Linked DNA regions of Homo sapiens: region 2 is linked to region 1. The links are chromatin loops, found by intact Hi-C in ENCODE. Cell type or tissue: K562. All regions are shown on one strand. Links, peaks and the distances in the headings refer to the core of each region. The heading gives the core; the rest is flanking DNA.

Evidence for each region. Hi-C counts contacts between places; a loop is a spot of excess contacts. Peaks named below come from ENCODE experiments on the same cell type or tissue, not always from the same donor. Only the 100,000 strongest peaks of a DNase experiment are listed, where the experiment ranks them.
Region 2: a loop joins it to region 1, with 4 times the contacts of the local background. A loop is called at or near these places in 6 of 110 quality-filtered maps.

Annotation. Positions count from the first base shown.
Region 1 is chr17:38,862,187-38,867,809 of GRCh38, reverse strand. It overlaps TRC-GCA2-2 (tRNA-Cys (anticodon GCA) 2-2), which reads right to left and starts at 165; the gene lies at 94-165. RefSeq lists enhancers at 1-101, 3,831-3,910 and a cis regulatory region at 1-373. In K562, for the core only: a CTCF peak has its summit at 2,740; a DNase peak (open chromatin) is centred at 2,749; H3K4me3 peaks cover 593 bases.
Region 2 is chr17:38,674,573-38,679,912 of GRCh38, reverse strand. It overlaps EPOP (elongin BC and polycomb repressive complex 2 associated protein), which reads left to right and starts at 4,956. Exons shown (of 1, transcript NM_001130677.2): 1 at 4,956-5,340. RefSeq lists an enhancer at 2,563-2,857. In K562, for the core only: CTCF peaks have their summits at 2,691 and 5,312; DNase peaks (open chromatin) are centred at 2,712 and 4,872; H3K4me3 peaks cover 713 bases.

The sequences.
Region 1 (5,623 bases), core at 310-5,309:
AGATACAAACGACACCTCCCGTGAGTTTTGCATTCAGAACTCGCTGACTCAGGTTATTCCTGGATGGCTGTGAAAAAAACTTAAAGAAACCCGAGGGGGCACCCGGATTTGAACCGGGGACCTCTTGATCTGCAGTCAAATGCTCTACCACTGAGCTATACCCCCTCTGGCGGTGGCTCTCTGGTAAATTGTTTTTACATCGATTGATCCCAAAATTTTCATACTTTCACCATTCGTTCAAAATTAGTGTCTCTTTGCTAGATTATACTGAAATTACCAATGAGGAAGGAGAAATTAAAAGACTAGGCCAAGATAGGCCGGGCACAGTGGCTCACGCCTGTAATCCCCAGCACTTTGGGAGGCCGCGTCGGGCGGATCACGAGGTCAGGAGTTCGAGACCAGACTGACCAAGATGGTGAAACCCACCCCCCCCCCCCCCACCTCCGTCTCTACTAAAAATACAAAAAATTAGCCGGTAGCGGTGGCGGGAGCCTGTAGTCCCAGCTACTCAGGAGGCTAAGACAGGAGAATTGCTGCAACCCAGAACCCAGGAGGCGGGGGTTGCAGTGAGCCGAGATCATGCCACTGTACTCCAGCCTGGGCGACACAGCGAGACTCCATCTAAAAAAAAAAAAAAGGCTAGGCCAAGACGTGGTGGCAGTTTGAAAAGCGTGTGAATTTAGGTGCCAATCTGCTTTGTCTAGGTTCAGTTCTTTTTTTTTTTTTTTCTCCAGACGGAGTCTTCCTCTGTAACCCAGGCTGGAGTGAGTGCAGTGGCGCAATCTCGGCCTCCCGGATTCAAGCGATTCTCCTGCCTCAGCCTCCCGAGTAGCTGGGATTACAGGCGCCCGCCACCGCGCCCAGCTAATTTTTGTATTTTTAGTAGAGATGAGTGTTCCACCATGTTGGCTAGGCTGGTCTCGAACTTCTGACTTCATGATCTGCCCGCCTTGGCCTCCCGAAGTGCTGGGATTACAGGCATGAGCCACCGCACCCCTGCTTGGTTCAATTTTTGTTTGTTTGTTTGTTTGTTTTCCATTTTGTGGAGATGGGGGCAGGTGGTGGGTGAAGGAGGCCGTCTCCCTATGTTGCCCAGAGACGGAATTTCGCTCTCCTTGATCAGTCGGGATTGCAATAGTGCGATCTCGGCTCACCGCAACCTGTGCCCCCCAGGTTCAAGCAATTCTCCTGCCTCAGCCTCCCGAGTAGCTGGGATTACAGGCATGCACCACCACGTCTGGCTAATTTTGTATTTTTAGTAGAGACGGGGTTTCTCCATGTTGGACAGGCTGGCCTTGAACTCCCGATCTCAGGTGATCTGCCCACCTTGGCCTTCCAAAGTGCTGGGATTACAGGCGTGAGCCACCACACTCGGCCTAGGCTCAATTCTTTATCCACAATCCCACTCATCTCTCCCCGCTAGCAAGTCAGAGAACAACCTCCTGCAAAACTGGATAAAGTTTTTCCTTGGTCTCTCCAAAAAGAATACGAACACGCCATTGCACTCCAGCCTGGGCAACAAGTTTCGCTCTCAACAAGAGCGAAACTCCGTTGCAAAAAAGAAAAAAAAAAAAAACTAAGTAAGAAAGAAATCCTGCAATATGCAATAACGTGGATGAACCTTGAGGATATTATGCTAAGTGAAGCAGGCCAGTTACAGAAGACCAAATACTGCATGATTCCACTTATATGAGGTTTCTAACATAGTCAGACTCCCAGAAGCAGAGAGTAGAACGATTGTTGCCAGGGGCTGGAGGGAGTTGCTGATCAATAGGTCTAAAATGTCAGTTCTGCAAGATGAAAAAACTCTAGAAATCGGCTGTACAACATTTTGCCTTCAATTAACAATACTGTATTGTATAGTTGAAAATCTAAGAGGGTCTGCCAGGCATGGTGTCTCATGCCCATAATCCCAGCACTTTTGGAGGCCAGGGCAAGAGGATCACTTGAGCCCAGGAGTTTGAAACCAGTTTGGGCGACATGGTGAGATTCCCATCTCTACAAAAAAAATTTAAAAATTAGCCAGGTATGGTGGTGTGTACCTGTAGTCCCAGCTACTTGGGAGGCTGAGGCAGGAGGATTGCTTGTGCCCAAGAGGTCAAGGCTGCAGTGAGCCAGGGTGACGGAGCAAGACTCTGTCTCAAGAAAAAAAGAGAGAGAGAGAAGCCAGTTGGGAATCTATTGTAATAATACGGGTCAGAGATGGTGGTGATGTCTTAGACTACAGTGTTTTATTAGTTTTATATTGCTGATATAACAAATTACAGTCTATTTGCATAAAACAACAGAAATTTATTATCTTCACAGTTCTGGAGGTCAGAATCCCAAAATCAATTTCACTGGGCTGGCTGGGCTCGGTGGCTCATGCCTGTAATCCCAACACTTTGGGAGGCCAAGGCAGGCAGATCACGAGGTCAGGAGTTCGAGACCAGCCTGGCCAATATGGTGACATCCCTTCTCTACCAAAAATAGAAAAATTAGCCAGGCATGGTGGCTCACGCCTGCAGTCCCAGCTACTCAGGAAATTGAGGCAGAAGAATCGCTTGAACCTAGGAGGCGGAGGTTGCAGTGAGCCGAGATGGTGCCACTGCACTCCAGCCTGGGTGACAGAGTAAGACTCCATCTTAAAAAAAAAAAAAAAAAAAAATCCACAGGGCTAGAATTAAAATGTTAGTATGACTGCATTCCTTCTGTAGGCTTTAGGGGAGAATCCGTTTCCTTGACTTTCCCAGCCTATAGAGGCCGCTACATTGCTGCCTCATTGCCTCTTCCCCAGTTGTCAAAGCCAGCAGCATATCATCCTGTCTCCGTCTAGCCTTGGTTTCCATGCTTCCATGTTACCATCTCCTCTCTCTGTGACTCTGATCCTCCTGCCTCCCTCTTGTAAGGACCTGTGGGATTACACTGAGCTCACCTGGATAATCCAGGATAACCTCACATCTCAAGATATTTAATTTAATCATATCTGTAAAGTTGCTTTTATCATGAGAGGTAACATAGTCACAAATAGATTCACAAGGAGACTGGGATGTAGACATGTTTGGAGCGTCATTATTTAGTCTATTACAAGTAGGAACAAGTAGAACAGCCGAGCTAGAGAAGAATGCAGGTGGCCAGGCACAATGGCTCACGCCTGTAATTCCAGCACTTTGGGAGGCCCAGGTGGGCAGATCACCTGAGGTCAGGAGTTCGAGACCAGCCTTCTCAACATGGCAAAACCCCACTCTACAAAAAACACAAAAATTACCCAGGTGTGGTGGCACACACCTGTAATTCCAGCTACTCGGGAGGCTGAAGCAGGAGAATCAATAGAACCCAGGGGTGGGAGGTTGCAGTGAGCCAAGATCGCACCCCTGCACTCCACCCTGGGTGACAGAATGAGACTCCATCTAAAAAAAAAAAAAAAAAAAAAAAAAACAAAAACGCCAGGCGCGATGGGTCATGCCTGTAATCCAAGCACTTTGGGAGGCCAAGGTGGGTGGATCACCTGGGGTCAGGAGTTCGAGACCAGCCTGGCCAACATGGTGAAACCACGTCTCTACCAAAAACACAAAAAATTAGCCAGCCATGGTTGTGGGTGCCTGTAATCCCAGCTATTCCGGAGGCTGAGGCAGGAGAATTGCTTGAACCCAGGAGGCAGAGGTTGCAGTGAGCCAAGATCACACCACTGCACTCCAGCCTGGGCAAGAGGAGCAAAACTTAGTCTTGGAGGGAAAAAAAACAGAAAGAAAAGAGAAAAATCCCACTGAGAAAGGGGCGAGTTTAGGGGAAAAAAAATGAGTTTATTTTTAAAACTCTTAAAAGAAAGTAACAAAGTACAGCCCCATGTCCTCACAGACATCATGTTCCAGTATTGGGATGAACATGTTTCATTTAAGGTGCTTAACTGATATTTAAGAGTATGCGTTTCGAAGCCTGGCGCGGGGGCTCACGCCTGTAACCCCAGCACTTTGGGAGGCCAAGGTGGGCGGATCACGAGGTCAGGAGATCGAGACCATCATGGTGAACACGGTGAAACCCCGTCTCTACTAAAAATACAAAAAAATTAGCCAGGCGTGGTGGCGGGTGCCTGTAGTCCCAGCTACTCAGGAAGCTGAGGCATGAGAATGGCATGAGCCTGGGGGGCAGAGCTTGCAGTGAGCCGAGACCGCACCACTGCACTCCTGCCTGGCTGACAGAGGAGACACCCTCTCAAAAAAAAAAAAAAAAAAAAAAAAGGAAGAGGCAAGCTCTTCATCTGACAGCAAGAGGAGAAAGAAGGTGTGGAAGGTTTAAGAAAGGAGAGACTGTGTGAAATAGTCATTTTGGAGCATGAAAAAGTAAACATATTTGGGCAATAGTGAAGCAATGCTAGACAGAAAGCATGTTTTACATTGATTGGCACAAACTTGTGCACCTTTTTTCTTCAGCAACATTCAGCTGCTTGGGTGCAGGTTTGGTGGAATCCCATCGGTGAGTTTAACTAGGCTGTAGTTTGGTGATTACGACCAGGGATTACCATGAACCAGGCACTGCGCCGACTACTTTGGAAAATGCAAGAAATAATGCAACATGATCCCTACCCTCAAAAAATGCACAATCTTGGCCGGGTGTGATGGCTCACGCCTCTACTCCCAGAACTTTGGGAGGCAGAGGCGGGCGGATCACTTGAATTTAGGAGTTCAAGGCTAGCCTGGCCAACATGGTGAAACCCCGTCTCTACAAAAAATACAAAAATTAGCTGGGCCTGGTGGTGCGCACCTGTAATCCCAGCTACTCAGGAGGCTGAGGCACTAGAATCCCTTGAACCCAACAGGCGGAGGTTGCAGTGAGCCGAGATGGTGTCAGTGCACTCCAACCTGGACCACAGAGCGAGACCAAAAAAAAAGTAAAAAATTGGTAGTGAGAAGGAAGAAAATGAACAGGCAATCACAGGTAAAAGACTTTTCTGGCCGGGCCAGGTGGCTCACGCCTGTAATCCCAGCACTTTGGGAGGCCGACGCGCGCGGATCACCTGAGGTCGGGAGTTCGAGACCAGCCTGACCAACAGGGAGAACCCTCGTCTCTACTAAAAATACAAAATTAGCCGGGGTGGTGGCGCATGCCTGTAATCCCAGCTACTCGGGAGGCTGAGGCAGGAGAATCGCGTGAACCCGGGAGGCGGAGGTTGTGGTGAGCCGAGATCACGCCATTGCATTCCAGCCTGGGCAACAAGTGGGAAACTCCGTCTCAAAAAAAAAAAAAAAAGAAGAATACTTTCCTAATGGAAACCTGTTGATGTTTGAAGGAGCCAGGGGAAGAGGAAGTGATTGAAGATGCTGGAGAAAATGGAGACAACGGAGACACACCTGGCCCGGAAGCAGAGATGGTCTTGGGAAGGACAAGGGAAGTACTTCCTCTTGTGTGCAAAGCACGGGGCTGAGGATTCACTGCAGCTCACGTTGCAGGCACAGAGGCTAAAAAATTGACTTGAAGCATTCCCAAATGCAGCCGGACGCGGTGGCTCACGGCTGTAATCCCAACACTTTGGGAGGCGGAGGTGGGCAGATCCTGAGGTCAGGAGTTCGAGACCAGCCTGACCAACATGGTGAAACCCACGTCACTACTAAAAATATAAAAATTAGCCCGGTGTGGTGGCGGGTTC
Region 2 (5,340 bases), core at 332-5,331, 190 kb after region 1:
AGCCACCGTGCCCAGCCTATATCATGGATATTAATAGGAATGTAAAATGGAATAGCCCGTTTGGAAAACAGCCTTGCAGTTTTTAGTTTAGTTTTGTTTTGTTTTGAGACAGGGTCTCACTCTGCCGCCCAGGCACAGAATGGCATGAATGTGGCTCACTGCAGCCTTGACCTGCTGGACTCAAGTAATTCCTCACCCTCAGCCTTCTGAGTAGCTGAGACTACAGGCACATGCCACCACTCCCGGCTAATTTTTGTATTTTGTAGAGATGGAGTTTCACCATGTTGCCCAGGCTGGTCTCAAACTCCTGGCCTCAAGCCATCAGCCTGCCTTGGCCTCCCAAAGTGCTGGGAATACAGGTGTGAGCTACCATGCCCGACCTTGGCAGTTTTTAAAAGAATTAAACACAGCTGGGCATGGTAGCTCATGCCTGTAATCCCAGCCCTTTGTGAGGCTGAGGCAGGAGAATCCCTTGAGCCGAGGAGTTTGAGACCAGCCTGGGGAATATAGCGAGACCCTGTCTTACAAAAAAAATTTAAAAAGAAATTCGCTGGGCATGGTGGCTCAGGCTTGTGGTCCCAGCCACACTGGAGGCTGAGGCAGAGGATCTCGTGAGCCCAGGAGGTCAAGGCTGCAGTGAGCCCTGACTGTGCCACTGCACTCCAGCCTGAATGAGACTGTGAGACCCTGTCTCAAAAAAAAAAGAAAAAGAAAAAAAAGGTTAAACATAAATGTAGCATATGACCCAGCAATTCCACCCTTAAATGTCTACTTAGGAGAAATAAAAACATATATTCACAAAAGACGTGTATAGCAAATGTTCATAACAGCATTATAGATAATAGCCAAAAAGTGAAAAACACCCAAATGTGATTGGATAAACAAAATGTGGCATATCCCTACAACAGACTACTACTCAGCAATAAAAAGGAACAGGCCGGGCGCAGTGGCTCATCCCTGTAATCCCAGCACTTTGGGAGGCTGAGGCAGGCGGATCACCTGAGGTCGGGAGTTCAAGACCAGCCTGACCAACACGGAGAAACCCCGTCTCTACTAAAAATACAAAATTTGCCAGGCGTGGTGGCGGGTGCCTGTAATCCCAGGTACTCGGGAGGCTGAGGCAGGCGTATCGCTTGAGCCCAGGAGGCGGAGGTTGCAGTAAGCTGAGATTGTGCCATTGTACTCCAGCTTGGGCAACAAGAGCAAAACTCTATCTCAAAAGAAAAAAAAAAGGAACAGATTACCAATACACGCTACAACACAGGTAAACCTCAAAAACATTATGCTTTTGTGAAGCCAGATGCAAAAGACCACATATTGCATGATTCCATTTATATAAAATATCCAAAAAAGGGAACTCTATAGAGACAGAAAGATTAGTCACCCAGGGCTGGGGATGGGAAGGGAGAGCTACAAGTGGGGAGGAGGAGTCTTATAAGCAATGTTCTAAAACTGGATTATGGGGCCGGGCACGGTGGCTCACGCCCATAATTCCAGCACTTTGGGAGGCCGAGGTGGGCGGATCACCTGAGGTCAGGAGTTCGAGACCAGCCTGGCCAACAGGGTGAAACCCTGTCTCTACTAAAAATACAAAAATTAGCCGGGCGTGGTAGCATCTGCCTGTAATCCCAGCTACTTGGGAGGCTGAGGCACAAGAATTGCTTGAATCTGAGAGGCGGAGGTTGCAATGAGCTGAGATTGAGCACTCCAGCCTGGGCAACAGAGTGAGACTCTCAAAAAAAAAAAAAAATTTAGCTGGGCGTGGTGGTGGGAACCTATAGTCTCAGCTACTTGGGAGGTTGAGGCAGGACAATTGCTTGAACCCGGGGGGTGAAGCCTGCAGTGAGCTGAGATTGTGCCACTGCACTCCAGCCTGGAAGACAAAGTGAAACTGTCTCAAAAAAACCCCCAAAACTGGACTATGATGATGGTTGCATAACTGTAAATTTACTAAAAATCATTGAATTGGACACTTAAAATGGGTTATGTGTGGTATGTTCACTTTTAAAAATAGTGTCGGCCAGGCGCAGTGGCTCATGCCTGTAATCCCACCACTTTGGGAGGCCAAGGCGGGCGGATCACAAGGTCAAGAGCTCGAGACCATCCTGGCCAACATGGTGAAACCTCGTCTCTACTAAAAATACAAAAACTAGCTGGGCGTGGTGGTGCGCGCCTGTAGTCCCAACTACTCAGGAGGCTGAGACAGGAGAATGGCTTGAACCCGGGAGGCAGAGGTTGCAGTGAGCTGAGATCGCGCCACTGCACTCCAGTTTGGGCGACCGAGTGAGACCCTGTCTCAAAAAAAAAAGGTCTATTTCATAGGCTGTTATGGGGATTAAGTGACATCCAGTTCTTAGAACAGAGACTGGGCAGTAAGTACTACAGAAGTTACTATGGGGTTGGACGCCTGGGGTGCAGTTCCCCAAAAGGGGCAACCGGGCAGGTCTCCTGCTCCCAAATCCTTGAACACAGTCCTTACTGCCCCAGGTGAGACCTAGATGGGCCAAGGAAAGGGAAGGGCTGGCTTCTGGATCCAGAGGGGCCCTTTCTAGCCTTCACTCTGGAAGTGTTAGATGGGACCCGGCATCCAGCCTTGTCCCTCTTTTTCTCCTATGAGGAGGAGAGGTTCCTGAGAAGGGTGTTGCCGCCCTCATAGCAGGCTGAGGATGGGGTCGAGTGTCCTCTACCGGAGGAAATGGTAATTGCAGCAGCTGGGCCTGCCCACGTGAGTTCTGGTGACTGCTCACATCATGTTTCAACCCTCCCAACAATGTGAGGAAGCCACTGTTGTCCCCTTTTCACTGATAAGGACATTGAGACTTAGAGTGTCTAGGTGACCTGCCCAGGGTTGCACAGCGCCACCCCCGCCCCCATCCAGGCCATAAAGGGTGGTTTGATGATCTCCTTTCAGCTGGAGAGGCACTCACACTATTCTCCTACTGTTTGTAGTGATTCCATCCCTGAGTCCATATTCTGGGGTGCCTGATGAGAGCAAGGGGAAGTAGGGATAGTGGAGGCAGAGAGAAGCACTCACAATCGTAATGACCCCTCAATAAAGCCCCCAAACTCACATGGGGAAGGGGGAGCTGGGAGCTTTTGGAGGCAGAGAAAGAAGAGGCCATTGATCTGCACTGTTATGTAATATTCACTCATTTATTCATACTGATCATTTTCTTGGGCATTCTCTCCTTGTGTCTACACTGTGGTAGGCACAGGAGTGCAAGTAGGCACTGTTGTTGAGGATGAGTCCTCAGCACTGTCCTGCAGAAGAGACAGCCATGAAGATCATCCTTCCAGAACTTTCCGTGTGTGTGTGTGTGTGTGTGTGTGTGTGTGTGTGTGTGTGTGTGTAGAGGTGGGCTTTTTGAGCAATTATGAGCCCTGGAGTCTAGACCCAGCTCAGCTTCATGACTTGGCAGGACCCCAGGATCCCCCCTTGTGACAACTGCCCTGGAGAGCTCTTCTGCAGATGTTAGAGGGTGAGTGTTTTGGGCAATGGAACATCACACCTCCTCCTTCCTCAAACCCTCGCCCCACCTAGGGACTTTACCTCTGGACTTTGCAGGTGGGGGAGGCAGATCCTCCTTACCCCTGTCCTCCCAGATGTTATTTGATGACACATAGGGAAACTACACCTCTGTTGTCACTGCTAGAAGGGCCCGGAGGCAAGCTGCATCATTTGTCCCCGTTCTGAAACCCTCTCTTGTCCTGGCTCCAGAATAAGATATTTATCTGTGGGGCCGCCCCCAGCATTCTTCCACACCTTTACCCCAAGTCATCATACCAATCTCTGTATTTCCACAGATAGGAAACGGCAGTATTCCAATAACCTGATTTTTATCAAGAGAGAAATATCCCAAGGATTCATTCACTCGCTCACTTGCTCATTCATTCATTCACACATATTGATTGAGCACCTATTATATCTTGGCCACTGTTCTAGGCAGTGGGGGATGCACCAATGATCAAGACAAAGTTCTCGTCAACTCATTTCCAGACTAATGGGAGAGACAGACACTAAAGAATAAATCCATTTACAGACTTTTATGTAACAATAAGCTATGCAGAAACTAAAGAAGGTTAAGGGGATAGAACAGGGTGGGGGTGTGTGCTGCATTATCAGAATTTGTACTGGGAATTCACTTTTTCTTTATTTTCCTTGGGGCAGATGAGAGTGAGGGTCTGCGCGTGCCCTCCTCTGGCCTCTTCAACCGGTTTGGCAGATCAAACCTCAGAGGGGGGCATCCTGGGATTGGGGGTCAGGGGTTGCAGAGTCAGCCCTCGGAATTTAGTTGAGGCGGAGTATTTAGATACTGCATCAGAGAAATGGAAATAGATACCGAGACAGCCTATTTATCGGCTTCCATGGATGTAATAACACTCCCACCCTTCCAAATTTATTTTTTTTGTTCATCTTGCATACAAGTACTGAATTATTAACTACTTATACATTACAGCATTTTTGAGCCTACTGTGTGCCACGCACTGTTTTAGGGGCCATTCACGGCCCGCTAGAATCCCTGCTGTGCAAAGCTTGTAAACAACCATTGCCTCATTTCATCTTTCCCCTAAACATTATTTCTGAGATTCATCTACGTTGATTCACATAGCTCTTTTAGTCCCAAGAGGGCAGATATGAACCGTCCCATTTTACAGATGCAAAACCGTGACTGCTCGGGAAAAAACGAGTGGCTTTGCGACGACGAAATCCCAGGACGCCACCGGGCCACGTGCGGCGGCGCATCTGGCCGCTCGCGATCCCACCCGCGCACGCTCCCTCCCGCGCTCCCTCCCAGCCGCCGCCGCGCCGGGTCCACGTGTGTGTGTCTGTGTGCGGAATGGGGACGGGGGCGGTGCCGCCGGAGGGGTGGGGTCCGGGCTAACGTCACGGGCGGTGCGGCCCAATCAGCGGCGGGCTCGCGGCCCCGGCGCTGGTATTGGGGCAGCGAGGGGGCAGTTCTCTATAACGCGGTCTCCGGGAGCCAGCGGGGAAGAAAGAAACCGAGCGGGCGGAAGGCGCCCTCCCCGCCGCCTGGGCCCGGGCACCGGGTGCCGGGCCCGGGGTCCTTCCCGCCTCCCGCGGCCGCCGGCCGCTTTGTTTCCCCTGCCTCTGCGCTTCGGGCGACTCGAGAGGGTCTCCCGCCGGGGTTGCGAAGGGGACGCGGCGGCAGAAGGGCGGCCGACCCCGCCGGGACTCACAGGGACCCAGGAGTCCGGCCGCCGGGAGGGCCGCGTGAGGAGAGCGAAGAGGGAGCCCGAGCTCTGCGGCCCCGGGTGGCGGGCCGGGGGCGCCCGTGAGCAGAGACCTCCCCGTCGACGGGGGGCGATGTTCCCCTCACC